3 separate regions of the Homo sapiens genome follow, and all the other regions are linked to region 2. Evidence: chromatin loops called from intact Hi-C (ENCODE). Cell type or tissue: PC-3. All regions are shown on one strand.

The links. Peaks named below come from ENCODE experiments on the same cell type or tissue, not always from the same donor. Only the 100,000 strongest peaks of a DNase experiment are listed, where the experiment ranks them.
Region 1: a loop joins it to region 2, with 2.1 times the contacts of the local background. A loop is called at or near these places in 5 of 110 quality-filtered maps.
Region 3: a loop joins it to region 2, with 2.4 times the contacts of the local background. A loop is called at or near these places in 2 of 110 quality-filtered maps.

The regions. Positions count from the first base shown.
Region 1 is chr11:87,224,977-87,232,976 of GRCh38, forward strand. All of the region lies in intron 5 of TMEM135 (transmembrane protein 135), which reads left to right. Among named protein-coding and RNA genes, the nearest start is that of TMEM135, 190 kb to the left of the region's middle. In PC-3, a CTCF peak has its summit at 3,145 (motif pointing left); no DNase peak of the experiment used is centred here.
Region 2 is chr11:87,169,964-87,177,963 of GRCh38, forward strand. The region is part of intron 5 of TMEM135 (transmembrane protein 135); the gene reads left to right. Among named protein-coding and RNA genes, the nearest start is that of TMEM135, 140 kb to the left of the region's middle. RefSeq lists a silencer at 3,744-4,038. In PC-3, no CTCF peak of the experiment used is centred here; a DNase peak (open chromatin) is centred at 3,538; H3K4me3 peaks cover 231 bases; H3K27ac peaks cover 1,370 bases.
Region 3 is chr11:87,094,533-87,102,532 of GRCh38, forward strand. All of the region lies in intron 4 of TMEM135 (transmembrane protein 135), which reads left to right. It also overlaps the pseudogene XIAPP2. Among named protein-coding and RNA genes, the nearest start is that of TMEM135, 61 kb to the left of the region's middle. In PC-3, CTCF peaks have their summits at 1,569 and 3,170; a DNase peak (open chromatin) is centred at 3,169.

The DNA of each region.
Region 1 (8,000 bases), 55 kb after region 2:
GCTGTTCTTCACTAGAATAAATAAGGATTATGGAATTTTCCTGTCACCTTTTCTTAAATCTTGTTCATTGTATAGGTAACGAGCTTCTTAACACAGACTATATTTTAACTTACTGTTTCATCTACTATACATGAAAATAGTATGAAAATTTCATAATGAAATTGAATGAAATTTGTAAATGCTATAAATCTTTAATGGGATTTTTAAAAGTACTTGAGAGAAATCCATGACAGCTCATGGGCTTTGGAATCTTACCTGGTTTCAAAACCTGGCTCAATCGCCTAACTATCTATGTCTCTCTAAATCTCATCTCTAAAGTAGGGGTAATGATCCCTACATCGCAGGGGTGTTTTGAGCATTACATGAAACAGTGTATGTTAAGGACTTCATATAACATGTAACATATGGTGACCATTCAATAACATCTGCAATTTATGAAGTTATTACTCTATAATTATTATTATTATGCTGAACTCTGAGATTCTCCTCACTCCCTTTTTTACAAGGACAGACACATCTTGTAAAAAAAAAAGTCATTATCATTAAAAATGCAATTCAAAATAAACAAGAAAAGAATTAATGTGGACAGGAAGAGTGAGGAACTAAAAGGAGCCATGGGAGAGTTTAAAGATGGATAGTTAGTGAAGGCAAATTTCTTTTTACCTTTGGAAGCATTAGGGGGATTACTCCTACTTTGGAAGCTCAGTAGTCACTAAACCAACATTATTAAGAATAAAGTACTTTTTAGAGGCAGAGGGGTATAATTGAAAGCTTCAGTTTGAAGTCAGACAGTCCTGGCTTTGAGTCTTGCTTCAGCTACTTAAATATTCTGTGATTTTAGGTGAGTACCCTAACTTTTGAGTCCAATTGCCTTATCTTTAAAGTAGGAATGGTAAAAACTTGTCTAGTGCCTGGCACCATTAATAATTTATTATTATGAATATTGTTTTATTCCTCCTCTTTTCTTTTTCTCCATGTTCATTGGTTACTTTAAAAAGAAATTTGCCTTTATTAACTATCCATCTTTAAACTCTCCCATGGCTCCTTTTAGTTCCTCACTCTTCCTGTCCACAGTAATTCTTTTCTTGTTTATTTTGAATTGCATTTTTAATTATAATGACTTACAATGACCAATTAATTGACCATAAAATAGAGGAACCATGGGAAAGAAAAGATGCAGCTGAATGTCTTGGTAAATTGTAAACCTAAATCATTAGCTAACCTTTACTTCCAATAAACTGCATTTCCTTTACATGGTAAATAGAGATGTGAATAAAATGTTTTGGGTGTTTAATGATGATGTCTAATTAGCTTTTATAGTCCCAGCTCTGAGAGTATACTTGAATTAGTATTCTGTTTCATGAATGATTTCTTGTCTTGATTGTTATTTGACCATTGAATTTTCTTTTATATTTTAAATAAAGGCTGGATTTTTCCATATGTAAATCTCTATCTGTAATCTTTCAAGTAGCAAGTTATTTTAAACTGTTTATTTTTAAAAATCTGTCAGCGGAATTAGAATTTTGTTGTAATAAGGACTCTAACTTCCAGGATATAGTTAATATTACTTACTGAGTATTGAAAACTTTACTTTAAATTGTCCTGTTTTTACAGAAGACAAGATGCAACTACAAATAATGTACTTACTATAAAAGGACAGGATAGCATATAGGCTGTACTTCACCCAGCCACTCTAACATATCTGCTTCTACAAATGGAATATTTAAAGGTTAATGTGTTGCCAGACTCTGTTTAGTGGCCTTGAAGGTATAAATCAAGAATGGTTGCCTGGGTGTGGTAGTTCATGCCTGTAATCCCAGCACTTTTAGAGTCCGAGGCAGGTGGATCACCTGATATCAGGGGTTTGAGACCAGCCTGCCTGGCCAACATGGTGAAACCCCGTGTCTGCTAAAAATACAAAAATTAGCTGGGTGTGGTGGCAAATGCCTATAATCCCAGCTGCTAGAGAGGCTGAGGCATGAGAATCACTTGAACCTGGGAGGTGGAGGTTGCAGTGAGCTGAGATTGCCCCAGTGTACTCCAGCCTGGGCAATAGAGTGAGACTCCATTTCAAAAAAAGAAAAACAAAAACAAAAAAACACAATGGCCAATAGTGCAAGTAAGAGTCTAGGCCTAAGTTTCTGGCATATTTACTGTGAGTTTCCACACTCAATTCAGTGAAAGTAATTTTATTTTCTTGGTGTATACATAAATTCTGAGACTTGGCTTATTCTATATTATTATAATATTATATATTAGTTACAATATGCATTGAAATGTTTCTTCTACACTGAAAAAAATTGACTTATGGAATGATAGAACTTTGAAGTTCTGAAGTATCTTAGGGATTAATGTAACTTCTTTTTATGGGTGAAAAATTAAGGTTTAAAGAATTACAGTGATTTCATCAAGTTTACAGTCTTAACCTGGAGACCCAGGACTTCTTTCTTACTTCTAGTCTGGCATTTTTGGCTCTAAATGCTCTTTAAGATTTTTATACTTTCCCTGTATTTGTTTTATCAAGGAATAGAAACATAAAAAAAAATTAGGTAAAGCTGCTAATCCAACACAAATGAACTAATTAAAAAAATGGACTGTATATTATGGGAGATTTTAATTAAACAATGATTTAAAAAATTTGTTATATGACAATACATAGCTATTTAACTTTAGGATAGTGTTGCTTAAAATTACATATAAGACAAGTAAATATTATGATAATGATATGTTGCATATATTTTGACTTTGAACACACATTGTAAATTATAATAATACTTACTTGTTCAGTAAGAGCTGTATTCACAAAGAGACCATGCAATAGTCTGTTTTCAGAAAAGTTGAAGATGCTTAGCAGAGTCTAAAGTTTAGTCTTTTAAAAAAGTATATGAATGGGAGTACTGTTTAGTTTCTTTGACAGATGGTTTCTTTAAATAGAAACTAACATTATAAAAACTCTTATTATCAATAACGTATCTACGTATGTGGTTCTAAAAGACTCTGCCCTCTGGGACTTTGTGTTCTAAGTAAGTAAGAGTTATAAAGAAAGTATACAAACAACACCAAAACCATTGCTTAAATGTATTAAATAATTAAAATAACAATATAATCAGATGTTTTGGTGAGTGCCACCTATAGGATGAAGTGTAAATACTTCTATCCTATTGTGTTCTATTGGAATATGCCTGCATTTCCACCAAACTATGTTCTTCAGGGCAACAAGAATCAAGTATTAGGTAGTTATTTTCCCCTAGTGTGCTGGGACTATAGCAGATATGGAATAAATAAATGAAGGAGGGTGAGAATTTGTGGTTCCTTGTCTTTTCTGTTTTATTCAAGATCATGAAGGCTCCTGAATCCGGAGCTTACCTTTCTACATCTGTCTCCTTTCAAGTTGCAGAGTTATAAAATATTAGAAACACATGACACCAGATTAATTTTTGTTGAATGGATAGGTAGAAACATGTCTAAAATATGAATGAAGTACAGACGGCGCAAGAGGAAGCGTATTGCTCTTCTTGAGAAGAGCAATGAGTGTCAGTATTTATCTGAGTCATGGAAGGAAGAGGATCTTAATGAATACGGGGGGAGATGAGTTTGGTGAATAGTGAAGGCTAGCTAGGTTCACTACTCACTAAGCACCAATGTCTTTGGAGATACTCAAGAAGGAATGGCCACAGGCACTGTGATCAGGTGCAAAAATCAAATAATCAAATACACTAATGAAAAGCAGAAGAGTTCTGTGGTGGGAAATAGTTAAATGTACCATGTGTTCAGTTCTCTAGTAGAATTTAAAATGGATATATGTTTTAACCACTTGCAGGCTTAAATAGTAAAAACAGCTTTCTTTAACAGGCTGTGTTTACCTTCAGTCATGTTCACATTTTTGATATTTCTGATTATTTTAAGGACTTCCTATATTGTGATTTTGTTTCTTTGCTACTGCTTGTGAGGCATAGTTTTCGTGTAATTCTACATGACATAGTGATGACAGAATAGTACAGTTTTTCTTGAAAGTTTTGTAAGACCTATAACAGGAAACAATATATTGTAAATCTGTCATTTCCTACAAAGTCTTTGCAGAGAGAAAACACTATTTTCCAGCTGAATGAACTTTATTTGCACATTATTTGTTATACTTTCTGTACCCTCATGTTATATTGGCTTAATACATTTTGACGTTTCTTTTATGTGTTTGCTTTTATTTAACCATCCATATTTTTGTTGATAATAAAATTCCATGTTTTCATATAAATATATTCAGTTTCAAAAAAACAAAATGGTTTCTAAAAGGCCATTAACCCAACTAAAAATAAAGCATACGAAAAAGTAGTTTAACCAACCAACCAGCCAACCAAAAAAACAAACAAAAGGATTATAAACCTGGGAGGCTCAGCTTCACTAATAAGAGAGATGTAACTATAATATGAAATAATATTTCTTTCACCCATCAGACTGGCAAGGATAAAACAGTTTGATAAAACACAGTTTTTATGGGTATAGGAAAATAACTAGTGTAAGGGAATAGCTACTTTCATATGCTGTTGTGGGGAGTATATATTGGTATAGTTTTCTTTGGAGGTCAATTTGGCAATATTTGTCAAAATTAAAAATGTACTTGTCCTTTGACAAGAATTCACCTCCAGAGATGTTTACAAAGTATGCTTTGGTATTTAGAAATGTTTATTGCATCCACTCTGATTCATAGGAGACTTTAAATAAACTTCAGCATATCCATATGTGTATGCTTTGTGTATGTAAAATTGAAAAGTATATGTCTTTAAGACAATGTCTTTATTTGATGTGTATCTATGTACAAAGGTATGTACATACTCATACAACATTCTATAAAAGTCCAAAAGTCTTAGAAGGGAACTTTCTTTTTGTTGTTATTCTGTTTGAATTTTTGTTTTTATCATGTACATGCATTACTTTTTTTGTATCAGTTTAACAGCTTTTTTGAGGTGTAGTTTATATGCTATAAGATTTACCAGTTTAATATATCAGTTTCGTGGGTTTTTCAAATATTTACTGAGTTGTGTGGCATCCAACCCTGCAATCTAATTTTAAAACCTTTTCATTTCCCCCAAAGAATTCTTGTACCTATTAGCAGTCCTTCCTCATCATCCCTTAGTAGTTCCTCTCCATCACCCCTTACTCCTCCAACTCTAGGCCACCACTGTTCTACTTTCTATAGGTGGACTTGCCTGTTCTGGAATTTTATATTAAGAATATCATACATAATTGGTCTTTGTAATTGGCCTCTTTCACTTAGCATAATGTATTAATGTATTTGAGGTTCATCCATGTTTTAGTATGACTGATATTAATTTTTGAATTTAAAACTTTTTTTAAAAAAAGTGAAAACAGCAATTTCAGAATTACTCATCCTTCTGAAGTATATTGCCCCATGGCTGTGAAGTGGTAATGAATTATAGAGAAATTTTTTCAAGTTAAAAATTACCATGTATTGAGCATCTATGATGGTGCTAGTCACACTATTAGGCTTTATGTATGTTACATTATATATAAATCCTTATGGCATATGTAATAGGTAGTATTATATTGTTTCTACAAGTGAACAAATTAAATGATATGATCATTGATTTTTTGTGTCAATTTACACATGAAAGTGTAAAGTATATATATGTGCAGATGTATACTTTGCAGCTAAAGTTAAAATATGTAAAGTGCTAAAACATTGCTGTAATACACAGTGAAAATGTCATTCACTGTCTAGAGATGTCCAGTAGAACTTTTTGCAGTGATGAGAATGATCTATATCTGTCCTGTCTGTTATGGTATCCACTACCACATATGGCTTTTGATTACTTGAGATATGGCTAGGGTGAATGAGGAAACAAATTTTAATATTATTTAATTTAATTAAAATTAAATTAATTTAAATTTAAATAACCACACTCTGATTCCAGTCATGATTTGATACCCGTGATAGATTTGCTCTTCCAGTTGGAGAGTGGAAGCAACTTGATCAAAAACATGAACAAAGTCTATGAAAAAATGGTATGCAAGATCCTGGATATTAAGTATTGAAGGACAGTGTTCCCTGAGATATAGGAAACAAATGTGCTCTACAGTTACCCAAGCTTACTGTCTAGAGAGAATTTCCAGGCATGGATCAAAGAGGCGTCACTCAGACAAAACCTAGAGGACTTTCTGAGTTGAGGAAATAAAGCTCAAAGTGTAGGCGGACCATGCTGGATAGAGTTCACAGAACAGGGGACTAGAGAGGAAAGTACTCAGCTGATTACTGAGTAGGGCTTACATGTGAGGAAACTGCTCCAGGCCAAAGAAGGAACAATCTGAAGAATTAGAGGTTTTTAATTGAGTAGTTAGCACTCAAACAGGAATAGGAATACTGTTTTATTAGCCAGACTGGAAAATCTCAAAGATTCACATGGCATTGGGTAAAGTACACATAATGTTTTACCTTAGTAATGGGGAATAATTAGCCCTGGATTTCATTTCTTGTTAAAATATCTTAAAAGCAAGTCTTTAAAAGATCAAACCATTTCCAAGTAACTGTGTCTCACGACAAAGCTCAAGAAAACTTATGGGAATACAAACATAGACAACATCCATTAAGGTAAAATTTAGAATGGCTGACAGCCAGTAAAAAATTACCACCATGCAATAAGAAATAGGAAAATTTGAGCCATAATGAAGAGATAAATCAGCAAATTAATGCCAAATGAGAACTTATAAATATGTTAAATTAGCAGGCAAAGACATTAAAAAGAGTTATCATAACTGAATTTTATAGTTTCAAAAAGTTAGAGATATGGAAATAGGGGGAAAAAGGAAAAATGAAACTTCTAGAGATGAAAATTAAAATATGTGAGATGAAAAGCTTACTGGATTGTATCAATGGCAGATTATACATTGCAGAATAAAATATTAGTGAACCTGAAGACATAAGAATAGAGACCATCTAAAATGAAACATAGAGAGAAAAGAGACTTTTTTTTTTTTTTTGAGACAGAGTCTCATTCCATCACCCAGGCTGGAGTGCAGTGGTGCAATCTCACTCACTGCAACCTCTGTTTCCTGGGTTCAAGCAATTGTCATGTCTCAGTCTCCCAAGTAGCTGGAATTACAGATATGCACCATTATGACTGACTAATTTTTGTATTTTTAGTGGAGACAGGGTTTTGCCATGTTGGACAGACTGGTCATGAACTCCTGACCTCAAGTGATCTGACAACCTTGGCCTCCCAAAGTGCTGGGGTTACAGGGATGAGCCATCGCGCCTGGCCAAGGTTTTGTTTTTTCTTTTTTAATCACCAAATAAAGATAACATCTGTGAGTTGTGGGTAACCTATTCATGTAGTTGGAGTTCTTGAAGCAGAGGAGAAAGGAGAAGAAAAAATAATGATGAAATAATGACTGAAAATTACTCAAATTTAATAGAAACTGTAAACCCACAGATCCAAGTAGCCTAATAATTCCTACTACAGGAAATATTTTGAAGACTACCCCAGGCACATCATAACAAATTGTGAAAAGACAATGGAGTGACATTTGTAAACCACTGAAACAGAATGATCCATCAACCCAGAATTCTATACCCAGCAAAAGTATCTTTCAAAACAAAATGAAAAAACTTTTTGCAGACCTACATTTTTAAGTCAAAGTGATTAAAATATGATGAATTTAGATGTATCTGTACATACATGCACTATGGATGACAATAATAGCACAAAGGTCGAGGGCAGAAATGGAAATACATTATTGGAAGATTTGTATTCTATGTGTTAAGTAGTATAATGTCATTTGAATATAGACAATTTAGAGATGTGTACTATAAACCATAAAACCAACACTAAAATAAACCAACAAAGGGAATAAAATGGAATTATTGAAAAATACTCAGTTACTGGGGGCAGTAGCTTATACCTGTAATCCCAGCACTTTCAGAGGCCAAGGTGGGCAGATCACCTGAGGTCAGGAGTTTGAGACCAGCCTGGCTGACATGGTGAAAC
Region 2 (8,000 bases):
TATAGTCCCATATTTCTTGGAGGCTTCCTTCGTTCCTTTTTAGTCTTTTTTTTTTCTAATCTTGTCTTCGTTGATCTTCAGTCTCTGATATCCTTTTTCCACTTGATCAGTTTGGCTATTGATATGTGTTTATGCTTCACAAAGTTCTCATGCTGTGTTTTTCAGCTCCATCAGGTCATTTATTTTCTTCTCTAAACTGGTTATTCTAGTTAGCAATTCCTCTAACCTTTTTTCATGGTTTTTAGCTTCCTTGCATTGGGTTAGAACATGCTTCTTTACCTCAGAGGAGTTTGTTATTACCCACCTTCTGAAGCCTATTTCTGTCATTCCTCAAACTTATTCTCTGTCCAGTTTTGTTTCCTTCTGGCCAGGAGTTGTGATCCTTTGGAGGAGAAGAGGCATTCTGGTTTTTGGAATTTTCAGCCTTTTTGCACTGGTTTTTCCTTATCTTTGTGAATGTATCTACCTTTGTTCTTTGATGTTGGTGACCTTCCGATGGGGTTTCTGTGTGGACATCCTTTTTGTTGATGTTGTTGTTACTCCTTTCTGTTTGTTAAATTTTCTTTCTAACAGTCAGGCCCCTATGCTGCAGGTCTGTTGGAGTTTGCTGGAAGTCTACTCCAGACCCTGTTTGCATGGGTATTCACCAGCTGAGGCTGCAGAACAGCAAAGATTGCTGCGTGTTCCTTCCTCTGGAAGCTTTGTCCCAGAGTGGCATCCATCAGATGCCAGCTGGAGGTCTCCTGTATGAGGTGTCTGTTGACCTGTGCTGGGAGGTGTCTCCCAGTCAGAAGGCATGGGGGTCAAGGACTCACTTGAGGAGGCACTTTGTCCCTTAGCAGAGCTCCAGTGCTGTGCTGGGCGATCCACTGCTCTCTTCAGAGCTGGCAGGCAGGAACGTTTAAGTTTGTGGAAGCTGGGCCCACAGCCTCCTCTTCCCCAGGTTTTCTGTCCCAGGCAGATGGGAGTTCTATCTATAAGCCCCTGCCTGGGGCTGCTGGCTTTCTTTCAGAGATGCCCTGGCCAGAGAGCAAAGGGGGTACATCTTCAAACTGAGCTTTGAAGAAACTAATGAGCATTAAGCAAGGAGAAGAGGCCAAAAGGCTTTGCCAGTTAGGAGAAACAATATGAAAAGGGGCATAGTTGAAGATTAAAGTGAGGTACTAGGGACAGGTAACTTTAATTGCAGAATCTAAAAGGAAAGCAGGGTGGGTGGTGTCATGTTGAAGGGAAGTAACATTTGTTGAATGCCTTTATATGCCCTAGGTGCATTATAATTATCCAGCTCATTCATACATCAAAACAACTTTCCATTTTTGGTACTCTTATCACTGTTTTTCCAAAAGAGGTATTTCAGGTTCAAGACAGTGTAGTGTTTTTTTTTTTTTTAATCACATTTCCCTGAGAATTTGTGATATGAGTGCTGAGGGTATTGATAAGCTTGTGGTAGAATCAAGAATTAGTATTCTGTCTCCCAACTGGAGTAGCCAGTGTCCTATGCTAAGCCAGTACTGCAAACATATATGTTAAGCAGGGATTCATAGGTAACCTCATGACAAAATTATCAGCTAAGGGAAATAATGAAAAAATACTCGTCTGCATGTCAGTAGACTTTACTAGCTGAGACCTTGGACAGTTTACTGAACTCCTCACAACTTCAGCTTTATACTTCAGAAAATGAGCTGATTAGATGATCTTTAAGGTCCTATATGGCTTTAACATTTTCTGCTTACAGGCAGCTTTGTATACCCTTTCTGCCTAGGTAGTGGTGTCCGACCTTTTTGGCACGAGGGACCGGCTTCGTCGAAGACAATTTTTCCACGGGGGGCTTGGTTTTGGGATGAAACTGTTCTACCTCACATCATCATTAGATTATCAAAGGGAGCACACAACCTAGATCCCTCCCATGTGCAGTTCAAAATAGGGTTCACACTCTTATGAGGATCTGCTGCCACAGCTGATCTGACAGGAGGCCAAGCTCAGGCAGTAATGCTCGCTTGCTTGCTGCTCACCTCCTGTTGTGCGGCCTGGTTCCTAACAAGCCAGGGACCAGTACCTGTACATCTCCCAGGGGTTGGGAACCCCTGTGCTTAATTAAGCCTTTAAAGTTGTGGTTATAAACTTTCACCGAGCTTGAGAATTGCCCATAGAGCTCTTCAAAACTATAGGTACCTGGGCTCCATCACCAAAGACTTTGTCTATGAGGTCCAGTTTGGGGCTCCAGTATCTATATTTTTTAAAATGTCCGCTGATTTTAATACTTAGCTACTGTTGTAAACCACTGTTTTAGAAGTATTTTTTAATTCTTTCTTCTTTGAACTCAAGGAAGGTACACTCTGTATGAGACAAAACAGGTTAAGAAATAGAAAAGAAATTTAAAGTATATTTAAAGATTTTTGTATGTAAAGTAGAACAGAGTATTAAGGTTTGTTGCTGTTTTAGCAAGAAAGAAAAGTAGGTTTTTTTTTTTTACCTACTTTTGTTTTGTATTACGACACGGTATTAGGTATTCTGAATGATTTATTAGAATGGATTTTTTTTAAACCTTCCAGGAGCATGGTGTACATAAGTAATATAGAATATTTAATTTTAGACTGATTGCTAGAGTGAGAGTAGGGACTCTTTGTTAGGGATTTCTATTTCTTAAAGTTTAACACCTGGCTGGCACAAAATAAAGATCTCAATATATGTCTGATGAATAAGTAAAAGATTTATTGAGACAGAACTCAAGTGGCAAATACTACTTTAATTCAATCAGCTTTCATTTAAGATAAGTATATCTTTATGGATTTGTATGGATAATTATAAATATTGGTGTTATTTTAAAATCATGATATTTATAATACAGTGATAATTATTTTTGACATTAAATTTTTTCATGAAGAATATTCGTGAATTAAATAATTAAATAATATTTAAAGAATACAATTTACATATTTGATATTTCTTATGCACAAAGATACTTGATTATTCAGATATTAAGATATATTTCCAACATTACTAAAATTATTACACTTAATTTTAATATTATATTTAAAGAAACCAAGCATTTTCTTACTGTTGAATGTGAATTCTTTATACAAGGAAACCTAGAAGTAAACTCTCAAATATATATTTTTAATGTTGCATCTATTTTTTCTTATATATTTTTGTTATTATTTTTGTCTTTACTGCTTCCCTTCTAGCACTACCTCAGGAAAAAATGTAAGTCTTTAATAAGCAAAGTATTAGTTCAAGTAGTTCAAGTAGTGAAATCTCTGAGACTGATGCCTAGTAGAATGCCAGGAACTGGTGGCTTGTAAAATCTAATCAAATAAACAAATATTCATTGATAGCGTCCTAAAGGCAAATGTGATGCGTGGCACTGGAATCAGATCTAGTGTTCCTTCTTTTTTCTTTGTTCCCCTGAATAATTATTATGAGGTAGATTAGTAGATACTGGGTTTTAATTGTAAACTAAACCAAAATGGTTTCAGCTTTCAAAAAGTTTTATAGTCTAGTGGCTGAGTCATAACCTGCTACTTAGGACCTTGCCAGTGTTGTCTTCTGTAAACAGACCAGCAGCAAGCTCATGCATTGCTTTTGTGAGAAATAAATTAGATAATGTCTGTAAGGCAGCTAGCACAATGTCTGCCACATGTCTGCCACAAAATAAGCCTATTAGAATTAGCCTGTTCTAAATCTTAACTTATTTTTATTTTATTACATATGTTGTATTATTTTCTATATTGGGGTGAGTAAATGGAGATCTTATGTTTATTTATAACAGTGTGTGAACTGGTAGTTGATAATAAAAGACAGAGTTTTGATATTTTGATCCACAGCTATACTAATAGCAGTGTTATTGGCACTTCTGAGTGATTATTTCCTTCCTGTGTGAGTCATGATATTTGGGTTGGCATTTGTTGCCAGTGCGCTCTGCTGTCTAGTGCCAGTATCTCAGTAATATACAAAACATGTTTAATCACAAACTTGATGTGTACTACTCAACCAAATTCTGCTGATCATGTTTTTGTTTCTTTGCATAAAGTAAATATAACAAGGGAAGTGCAATAATAGAAAAAACTGACTTGTACAAACAAACATGAGAATACTGTTAGCCAAACAGGGTAAAGTTATAACATGGTGAAAACTTAGTTTTGATAATTGCAAGTCTTAGTTGAGCAGAAGTCCCACTGAGATTGATGAGACACTGGCCTTCTAGAAATGCAGACTAAGGCTTAGTTGATCCTGTCAAAGAAAATTGGATTATCACTTTTGCAATAAGACCTCTGATTTATCTATCATATTTTAATGGGAAGAAAATATTAAGATACCTTACACATGTCTATTGCCATTGAAATATACTTTCTATTAACATGATTCACTTCTGCCAATATCCCCATATCATGTAGGAAAAAAAAGAATTCTGACCACTCTAGAATGTTCCTGATAACTTTTTCAAGTCTATTCTTTTATTCTTCTGTTGTTGGTTTTCAAAGTGTATACTTAGTAAGCTCTACATAATCTATTAGAATATAGCCTAGAAGAGTTAGAATGATTTTTCCTTTTTAAGCAGCAATTCAAATATAGCAGTGTTAAAAAGCATGTGGGGAGAATGGATAGCATCTAGAGAAGAAGAGAGGAAATAAGTATGGAAAAGAATCTTGAGAAAAAGGAAAGAGATATGATATGGCCTAGGGAGTATTTATTATAAGCAAGGTACAGTAAGTCCTCACGTCATGTCATCGATAGCTCCTTGGAAACTGTGACTTTAAGTGAAATGGCTTACAGCAGGTCCTCCAATCATATCCCTTTGTTCAATGCCCTTTTGTTATAACATTGATGAGGGGAAAAATAGTTTTGTTTGTCATACATTGTTTCACTTAAAATAGCAGTTGTCAAGAACCTATCAAGGACATTATGTTCAGATTTACTGTATATACAGAGACATCCCAATCCTATCTCTAATGTGGTGGGAAGAAATTAGTTTTGAACACAGAACAGAAAGTTTGAGATAACTGAAGCCACTGGTCATCACTTTCAGGGTGATAAAGCATTAAAAAAGGCTTCAAGAAGGTTGTGGAGTTACTATTAATATCTTGCTCATGTAGAAGAAATGTATCTTTTAATAGCCATAAGTCTGGATGGTATAGATACTGAACCACAAGAGGAAGAAGACTGGACTAATTATAATAATATCTTGATATTTATTTCAGTTCTCCAATTCCATGAATCAAAACAACATATTATATTTTGGCAGGTTCTTAGAAAATTTATACTTCATGCCAGAATCACATCATAAAACATTAAGCTTCAGAATTTGTATTTTATTCTTTCTGGAATATTTTATCCTTGTCACTAAATCTGCTTTAAATAGCTTACTGTGTTATATGCATTATTGCATACTCCTGATGAACAAACAGTTTATTTTGAAAAGTTGGTGTAGACCAAGAAGGCCAAAGGTCAAACCAAGATTTTAAAAATATCAGATCATAATGTTTAAGTTTGTTGGCCTTGTCTGTACCAACTCTGTGTGTGCCTTTCTACACTGAGATGATTATCTTTTGAAATTCACTTATTTTCTTCATAATAGTCACTCTGCTTTTGATTTAAATACAAAAATAAATGTGTCATAATTTTGTCCTTAAACAAAACAAACAACATCTGTTTAAGTATGGAACAATTAGGTTTTATTTTTCAAAAATTAGAAGGGTTCTTAAGATCATATCAATTTGTTTTGATTCTAATGGGAAGAGCTTTAGGTCAAGAAAGCAATTATTTCCACATGGGTAAGGCTGTACCTCCGCTACACCAACCACCCACTAAACTTAAATTTGTCTACTCTGGTTGTATAGCTAGATGTGGTTGAATGTATTAGAAGACACAGGCTTTATTTAAGAAACAAAGATTTTAGATATATAGAAAATGTTTCTTTGTAGAAACATACCAAAAGAATTTTGCATATAATATTAGGTGAGTTCAGCGGCAAGTAACTTAAACACTTTGAATTAGCAAATAAATTTAACTTTATACATATGTGTATGGCCAAATGTAATTTTTACCATTTTGTTTGCACATCATTTTTATTTTTAATTGACTTTTTTGTTCTCAGTAGGTAAGTGCTGTAGTTTGGATATTTGACCCTCCAAACCTCATGTTGAAATTTGATCACCAGTGTTGGAGGTGGGGCCTAATGGGAGGTGTTTGGGTCATGGGGGCAGATTCCTTATCAATGACTTGGTGCCTTCCTTGTGGTAATGAGTGAGTTTCTATTCTGTTAGTTCCCGTGAGAGCTGGTTGTTAGAAAGAGCCTGGCACCTCCCTGCCCCTTCCTGTCTCCCCATGTGATGTCTTCACATGCCGGCTCCCCTTTGCCTTCTGTCATGAAGAGAAGCAGCTTGAGGCCCTTACCATATGCATATGCTAGCCCCATGTGTCTTGTACAGGCTGCAGAACCATGAGCCAAATGAATCCCTTTTTAAAAAAATAAATCACCCAATCTCAGGTATTCCTTTTTAGTAACACAAATGGACTAAGATAGTGAGTTTGCTATATAATGGCAAGTATTATTTGAGATGGTTCAGTAGGGATGTGGCAGGTCAGAACAGAGAAGATTTGTATTTAATGATAAAGAGATGTCATTAATTTCAAATAGGAGATTGTACAAATTTCCATATACCTTTGAATTTTAGAGGATTGAAGTCCATGGGAAAGATTGTTAAGGTAGGTTGAAGAGTTGAAGGAATTTGATAAAAGTCTGGTTTAGTGATTTTCACTGTAGTGGTTTTAGCCTAATGGCTGGGATTGAAGTCAGGTTATAGTGGGTTAGGGAGTGAGTGAATGAGAGGGGAGGATGAATAAGATTTTACACATGTATACCTCTTTTTTCAGGAAGGTGGTTTCAAGAAGAGAATTAAAGGACAGTATCAAGAGGGAAAGCTCAAGGGTTAAAAAACAGTGCATCCCATGCATATAACAACTTTCTTTTCTTATTGTTTAAAGTGTCCCATTAGCCAGTGCTGAGTGCAAATCTGGCTTTAATATTAATATAATATACATGCTAGCAGTCCTTTTGATATAATTTTCAGTAATGGATTGTAAAATCATCAAGTGAAAGAACATTTAATAGGCAGAATCACAGTTGACCGTAAAATCTCTGAGACTAATGAGAGCACATAGGGCATTGGCTAACTCCAGATTGCCCCAATTGAAAGCACTTTACCATTGCCTCGCCCTTTCATTTTAAAATATTTTCCACAAAATGTGGACCTAATCCATCCTACCTACATCCTACATCCTACTTGTGAGATTTTTAACCTCATTTATCATTGCTAATTTTGATAGAGTTCTGTATATCTAATGGAATGCTCTTAAGACAGTTGAAACCCTTCATTTCTTGTTATTTTTTCACTGACTGTTGCATTTAATAAGTATTTGGTGTTCATTATGAGAATACAGAATGAAGAAATACATGATTATTATAACTTTGAATGCCTTCTATAATCTTGGAAACTTATTAGATTTTAAAAACCAGTTTTATTGTGGTATAATAGCCATAAGTTATACTCACTGAAAGTGTGTAATTCAGTAATTTTTAAATATATTTATGGAGTTATATAGCCATAATCAAATCTAGTTTTTGAATATTTCTATCACTCTAAAAAATATTTGTTGCTATCACTTCCCATTGCTACTCCCAGGCCCAGGTAACCACTAATCTTTTTGTCTCTTTTTTTCCATTTCCGCCCTCTGTGGGTATATTGTAATACAGTTCTGACACTAACTGCCCATCAATTAGTATCAGACTCCACAGGTTTAAGAGTTTAGCCCTCCAGAAGACTGCTCTCAATTCAGATGCCAGCCACAAATGCAGAACATTCATGCTTCTGACGACTGACTATAAAATTGGAGATTCCCAAATGTATAGGTTCAGTAATTCTCTGGAATGACTCACAGAGCTCACTAAAAATGTTATATAGTTTTATTATAAAGGGTACACATAAGACAAGGTTTGGAAG
Region 3 (8,000 bases), 75 kb before region 2:
TCTGTCTCATTAGAAATTACAGTATAGGCTAGGTGTGGTGGTATGGGCCTGTAGTTCCAGCTACTTGAGAGGCTGAGGTGGGAGGATTGCTTGAGGGCAGTAGCCCAAGACCAACCTGGGTAACATAATGAGACCCCGTATCTTTTTGCAGTGAAGTCTGACTTGATTCATCTTGTGTCTTTCTGAGCACTCAATGAATCTGCAACCAGAACCTCAGGTGACTTATAGTTGCTCCCAGATGTTTGAATTTTTTCTTCCATTATTTTCTCAATATTCTTTAAACTGAATCCCATTTGTGTAGCTTCTTGTAACATAGGATTTTGAAAGATGGTATAATCCATTCTTATAGTTAGTGATGACATTTTTTTCAGCACTTCTCACCAGTGACTCCTCAAGTGAATGGGTTAAATGGATATTACTTATATATTCTTGTTCTTCTCCTGTAATAGATATTTACACCTTGGATACCACTTAGCATGTTGTTCCCGGGGGTGTTCAATGGGTTTCCATCAGTTAGCCTTCTTCCACAGCAAAAGCATTTTACTTTATCACCTTTACCTAAAGCATAAAATTCAGCTCCTGCATGCTGCTGCTTGTTAACTGAGTACATCCACATCCCCAAAGTAATGATCTGTGCTTCATAATGCTCCATGGATGGATTTCTTCAGAGGATTTGTTGAATTGGGGAAATTCCTATCAGAACTCAACAATGTCAGATTCACTTCAAATATTAACATTCTGGCCGAAAACAAAGAAGCAATTAAGAAAGTGTTGCCTATGTTCTTCTGCCACCAGCCAGCACTATAAGGTTCCCAATTTTTCAGTTTTCTACCACAATAAAAGCACTGCACTTGGTCATCAATACTTGTGTATTAGAGTTCAGCACTAACTCTCTCTCTTGGGGTTAAGTGGGCATAGTTTGGCCAGTTCTGGAATGACTATAGTTGAGCTTCCTCACTATACATGATGGGTTTCTGGGTTTCTTGGGTATATGGTATCTGATACATTTAAGCCTGTCCGGTTATCAAAAGATAATCTGCATGAATCTCAGATGGCCTGCCTAAGGCAAATTGATTACTGTTTCCCAGTTTTCAACTTTGTACTGACCATTTTGGATACTAGGATTTGCAGGTTTTGTGTCACTATTTTAAAAGTAAATGCCGGCCGGGAGCGGTGGCTCACACCTGTAATCCCAGCACTTTGGAAGGCTGAGGTGGGCAGATCACGAGGTCAGGAGATCGAGACCATCCTGGCTAACACAGTAAAACTCCGTCTCTACTAAAAATACAAAAAGTTAGCTGGGCATGGTGGTGGGTGCCTGTAGTCCCAGCCACTCAGGAGGCTGAGGCAGGAGAATGGCGTGAACCCGGGAGGTGGAGCTGGCAGTGAGCCGAGATCGCGCCACTGCACTCCAGCCTGGGCAACAGAGTGAGACTCCATCTCAAAAAAAAAAAAAAAAGCCGTTGGTAATCTGCAATTTGGGATACTTTCTTGTGTCTGCCAACTGTTGAGTCTCCATATTGCCTTCTCTCTACTCCTGCATGACCACTAAAGCACCACATGGTGTCTCCTTCACCAATATAAAGAAAACCTACTTGTGCCAGTGTTGATGCTGAAACAGGACTACTACTTGGAAAACTAGCAAAAGTTTTTTATCCGTTAAACTCTTCTACAAATTCTTCGTCCTTATTGATGTCTGCAGATACACAGCTTTAGATCCTTCAAAACTGTTAAAAGCCATCTTCTCTTGAAAATAGAACTTGTTCACCTTTTCTTAGGTGTCAAAGAGTTTGGAAAGGCAGTCTTGGAGAGCATAAGCTACCCACCCTCCCACCCAGTTATACCTTCCTTCGACAGTCCTGGGAACCCAGTCACGGAGCCCTTGCTGGGTGGGTGCGGCTTTCCTGCCCTCCCCAGCAGCCTATAATATCATTTTATACAGAGAAAATAAAAAAGATATTTCAGTCTTTCTTCTTGCATTATTGATCACATATGCTTTAATAATTATTCATATTTGGAATAGTTAAAACCATGTTACTTAATACACAGTCACCTTTTTTGAATACTGATACAGGTAGTGATTCTCAAACATAGGCATTCTAAAAAATTTTCTGTAGTACAGTTTCCATTGGGAAAAAACCCTACAAAGTTATGTTGCATTTATAATAATTATAATTGTATTCACTTCATTTCCTTGACAGGAGATAAGTTGGATTTTGGCTAGGCTTTGATAAGAGTCAGATCTTCTGCTTACTACATTGCATGTCTGATGATTGGTAGAAGTTTTAACCATCTGTCTTTTAGCCATGTGCATTTTAAATTTATTTCTTTTTCATTACCCACATATTTTCAGGGCTTGGCACCCTAGGATGTATCTATATATCATTATGGCCTCTGGTTCTTCACCTTTGTGTCATTGACGGGGTAAGTTGGCACAGTAGACAGTAGAGTATTCCTGGAAGCCACTCTTTTTTTTTTTTTCAAGACAGGGTCTGGCTCTGTCACCCAGGCTGGAGTGCGGCGGCATGATCTTGGCTCACTGCAACCTCTGCCTCCTGGGTTCAAACGATTCTCCTGCCTCAGTCCCCAGAGTAGTTGGGATTACAGGCGCACACTGCCATGCCTGGCTAATTTTTGTATTTCCAGTACAGACGGGGTTTCACCATGTTGGTCAGGCTGGTCTGGAACTCCTGACCTCAAGTGATCTGCCCGCCTCGGCCTCCCAAAGTGCTGGGATTACAGGCGTGAGCCACCGTGCCTGGTTGCCACTCTTTTAATGAGCCACTAGGAATCAATGTTCTATACCTAAAAGCAACTGGAAAGTAAATTAATGAATATATCATGCTAAACCCAAACTCAATATATCTTGCTAAACTCAACTCTACTAGCAAGCTGGATTCCAAAACCTAGTGCTGTTCATCACAAGGTGAAGTGTGACAGAGAAATCAGAATGTAAAATGATAGTAATCTTAACTATCTATGGTTAAAATACCTTACTTTTGCCAATGTTACCAAAGTGACTATGTGAACAGATTTTGTAGGGCTCTTTTCGAGGTTTGCAAGAAGCCTGTGGTTATGGGGGGGTCTTTATGTTTCTCTGGCTTCCTTTTACCACCACTGTCTGCTTCCTCATTCTCCACTTCAGCCACACTGCCCTCTCTGGTGTTGAGTGAGCATGACAAGCATGCTTTCTCTTCAGGACTTTGATACTTGCTGTTCGCTCTGTTTTGAGCTCTTATCGCTAGATATCTGCATGGCTTGCTGTTTCATTTCACTGAGACTGCTGAAATGTCACTGTTGTGAGGCCTTCCACATCTATCTCACATAGTAACAGTCACCCTTCATGTAACTTATACCCCTGCAGTCCCAAACCTCTGTATCTTTTTTTCATGGAGTTGATCAACATCTAACATGTATCTTTTTTGCTTATTATTTTATTGTCTGTCTTCCCACCTTGGAATTTAAGCTTCATGAATGTAGAGTTTTTGTGTGTTTTATACATTGCTGTATTAAGCCTAGAACAGTACCTAAAATGTACTTTGTGCCATAATTTGTTAAATGAATCATAGATGAATGTGTTTATTAACCCATCTATGCTGGAGGTTGCAAATTTTTTTTTTTTTTGTGAAAAATCAGACCTTGGCGATGACCTTGAGCAGTAGGAAAATAATAACTCCTGTAAGCTTAGCGTTCCAATAATGGAACACTAGGCATAAATGGGTTAAAGAGAAGGATTTATAGGAGACATACCAGATTAAACCTAGATGTTTATTTTAAAGCTTGTTTTAAATATTTTAGGTTGGTGCAAAAGTAATGGTGGTTTTGCTGTAATATTATTTACAAGTAAAACCTTGCTTTATTTGACTGCATTAATGTTGTATTTTAGATTAAAAGATACAAAGATTAAAAGTTGGTGATTGTGGTACATAGATGAAGTACATGACTTATTTTGAACTGCGTGTGAACACTCCTGTTTTGCCAGCTCATGGTGTTGTAATCAGAATCCAGAAAAATAAATAACTTGAAGAAATCATCTACTTTAAAATGATAAACTTAAATTATTAAGTGATAATAAATACTACAACCTGAAAAGAATCTAAAACAATTGATTAATCTTGGTTATAGATTATTTATATTGTATAACAAAGTATCTTATATATATATATATTTTTTTGAGATGGAATCTTGCTCTGTCGCCCAGGCTGCAGTGCAGTGGTGCCATGTCGGCTCACTGCAAGCTCCGCCTCCTGGGTTCATGCCATTCTCCTGCCTCAGCCTCCCAAGTAGCTGGGACTACAGGCACCCACCACCACGCCCGGCTAATTTTTTGTATTTTAAGTAGAGATGGGGTTTCACCATGTCAGCCAGGATGGTCTCGATCTCCTGACCTCGTGATCCGCCCGCCTCGGCCTCCCAAAGTGCTTGGATTACAGGTGTGAGCCACCGTGCCCAGCCAAATATCTTAAATTTTCTTAATGGCTTTGTTGTTGTGCTGCTTTTCTTATGTTTTCAAGAAAACTTTAAAGTATTATGCCTGCACGCTAGCATACATTTGAGTTTTAGTGTATTTTTTTAGACACTCACATGCTTTTCTATAGTAGCACACGCTGTGTACTTCAATACCCAAATACTGTGCGTATTCATACACTTATTTGAAAATTATAAGTAAACTTACTAAAACTTTTGTGTGTTGTCTGCTTTAGATTGTGAATTCCTGGGAAAGAGATCTTTGACTTTGATATTATTGATGTTGGAGAGCACACTTAAAATACTGTATTTAAAAAAAAATTAAAACTTTTATTTTGAAATAATTATAGATTCATATGCAATTATAAAAAATAATATAGGGATCCCATGTTCTCTTTACCCATTTTCCCCCAATGGTAGCATATCGCAAAACTATAATATAATATAATATCAAAACCAGAATATTTAATTGATACAGTCAGGATACAGAATATTTCCATCATAGCAACACCCACTTCTCTCCTGTTGTCACCCCTCCTTAACCCCTGTTCATGGTTTTTAGCTGTTATGAACAAAGCTGCTATAAATATTCATGTACAGATTTTCATGTTTTTATTGGTCTGGGATAAATGCCCATTAGTGCAGTTGCTGGGTTTATATTGTGGTTACATGTTTCATGGTGGTTTTTTTTTTTTTTTTTTTTGAGGCAGAGTTTTACTGTCATCCAGGTTGGAGTGCAGTGGCGTGATCTTGGCTCACTGCAACCTCCGCCTCCCAGGTTCAAGCGATTCTCCTGCCTCAGCTTCCTGAGTAGCTGGGATTACAGGTGTGCACCACCATGCCTGGCTAATTTTTGTATTTTTAGTAGAGACGGGGTTTCACCTTGTTGGTCAAGCTGGTCTCGAACTCCTGACCTTGTTATCTGCCCTCCTCGGCCTCCCAAAGTGCTGGGATTACAGGTGTGAGCCACCAAGTTTAGTTTTTAAAGAAACTGTCAAATGTGTTCCTGAGTGGTGGCTGTATCGTTTTGTTAGGGTTCCCAACGTAGAAGAAACCTTTGAATCTCTAGTTCTTTAAAATGGAAAACTTTTTTGAGGGGGTACATTTGTCTGTAAATTTTAGTATTAGAAAAATTTCTGGGAAAATGCAAAATGTGAATTGGTGTTTTTAGCCATTTATAAATGCTCAGTAATTCAAAACTTTAATGAGATCAAAGACTTGATACATAGATTTTGACTATGTCTGAGGGAAAGTGAATTTGAACATGATCATAATATTTTCTGGATACTAATAATTACCTGATACACTTCATCTTCCTTTTTATCTAAACAGAGCCATTTATTTATTACTGTATAACTTTTACTACATGAAGAGGGTGCTTGTTTCAGAACAGGTAGGGATTTAAAGATTCAGGGAGAACTGAATTCAATCTAAAGAAGTAAACTTTTCTTATGACTTGATTATATTGCTTATGAGACTAAGTTGAAATTGTTGGCTTATAACATCCAACAATAAAATTTCTAAATGTTGTGAGGTTTTATTTAAACAAAATATTTACTGTTTTTTGGTATGTGTTTCTGATTTGGAAAATAAAGAGGAAAGTAAAAGTCATCTGTATTTTGGAGGCCAAGGCAAGTGGATCACCTAAGGTCAGGAGTTCGAGACCAGCCTGGCCAACATGGTGAAACTCCGTATCTACTAAAAATACAAAAATTAGCCAGGCGTGGTGGCATGCGCCTGTAATCCTACCTACTAGGGAGGCTGAGGCAGGAGAATCGCTTGAACCCAGGAGGTGGAGGTTGCAGTAAGCCAAGATTGCGTCAGTGCACTCCAGCCTTTGCAACAGAGCAATACTGTCTCAAAAAAAAAAGAGCTTTAAGAAAAAGAGCCATCAGATACAAGTAAGTTTTGATAAGTTGCAATTATTAGACCATTAGTTTATAGCCTTAACGATTAACTAGCACTTAAAAACATACAAATTGAAGGCAATTGTATTAATACCCATCTGAAAATGTTGCTTTCTTGTTACATGTTAGTTAGTGTGTATTAGAGTGAAAAGTACCCAATTTAAAAAATAGTAGTTTTCTAGATTTTAAATGTTGATAGTGAATTAGTTATTAAAGGTCAAAATGAATGAAATGTATATAGAAAGAAGTATAAAGAGTTAAATATTTTCTCTGGCCAAGATATGTCTCTAAAATTATGAAAAAATTTTCCTGGGGCTAGTATGCCAGAACCAGTTACCCATAAGAGAACACTTGCTGTTAGAATTTAACTTTGCCACAGTATGATTTAAAAGAGAACACATAAGCAAAATTTGCACTTGCATGATTTTCCTTTATTATATCAGTTGTGACAATAACTAAGTTTTCCAATCTTTCAAAATTTATTATATGCTGCTAACATGTTTAAAATGTGATGTCAAATGTAGTTAGTTCACTTACATTTTATTATAAGAAAAAAATTTAAGACATTTAAAAATCCTTCTGTTTGAGTCCTTTTGAAAACTTCTCTGTAATTTTATTTATGCCACCAAACATTTTAACAGTATCTACGTTTTAATTGTAAACATACATGTAATGTATGTTAGCAATTTGTCTTTAGCATTTGGTTTTTAATGTTAAACATGCAGTGTCTTTTATTAAAACATCTGTATTTGATTTTTCAAACATAGGTTTGAAAATGGTGATTCAGCCTAGGCACAGTGGCTCACGCCTATAATCCCAGCACTTTGGGAGGCCGAGGCGGGCAGATCACCAGAGGTTGGGAGTTCGAGACCAGCCTGACCAACATGGATAAACCCGTCTCTACTAAAAAAACAAAATTAACCGGGTGTGATGGCGCATGCCTGTAATCCCAGCTACTCGGGAGACTGAGGCAGGAGAATAGCTTGAACCTGGGAGGCGGAGGTTGCATTAAGCTGAGATCACGCCATTGCACTTCAGCCTGGGCAACAAGAGCAAAACTCCGTCTCGGGGAAAAAAAACAAAAGAAGAAGAAAAAAGTACTTTCTCTTGTTCTTTCACTCAACAGAGAATGATCCCCACAGACCAAGCAGTTCTCTGGAAGCACATTCTCTGGCAGACACCAGCTTAGTGTCCTCTAATTCAATTTAATTCTAATACTGTCTACCTGGAGATAGCATCAGATTCCACTGGTTGAGGGCTCAGTTTCATAAGACTGCCTCCACCTCAGATGCCAATAGAAAGTAATAGTTGTTATCTGTACTTCCAACTGATCAGCTATAAATTGGAGTTCCCACTACCCCCTCTTCAAGTTCAGCTAATTTACCAGAGCAGCTCAGAACTAAGGGAAACACTTTGCTTACATTTACTGGTTTATTATAGAGGATATTAGAAAGGTTATGGATGAACAGCCAGATGGACGAGATGCATATGGCAAGATATGGGAAAAGTCTGACAAGAGCAAATGTTGGTATGAATATATAGGAACTGGAACTATCATATTCCTGCATGTGGGAATGTAAAATTGTTTAACCACTTTGGAAGCCAATTTGACAGTTTATTAAAAGG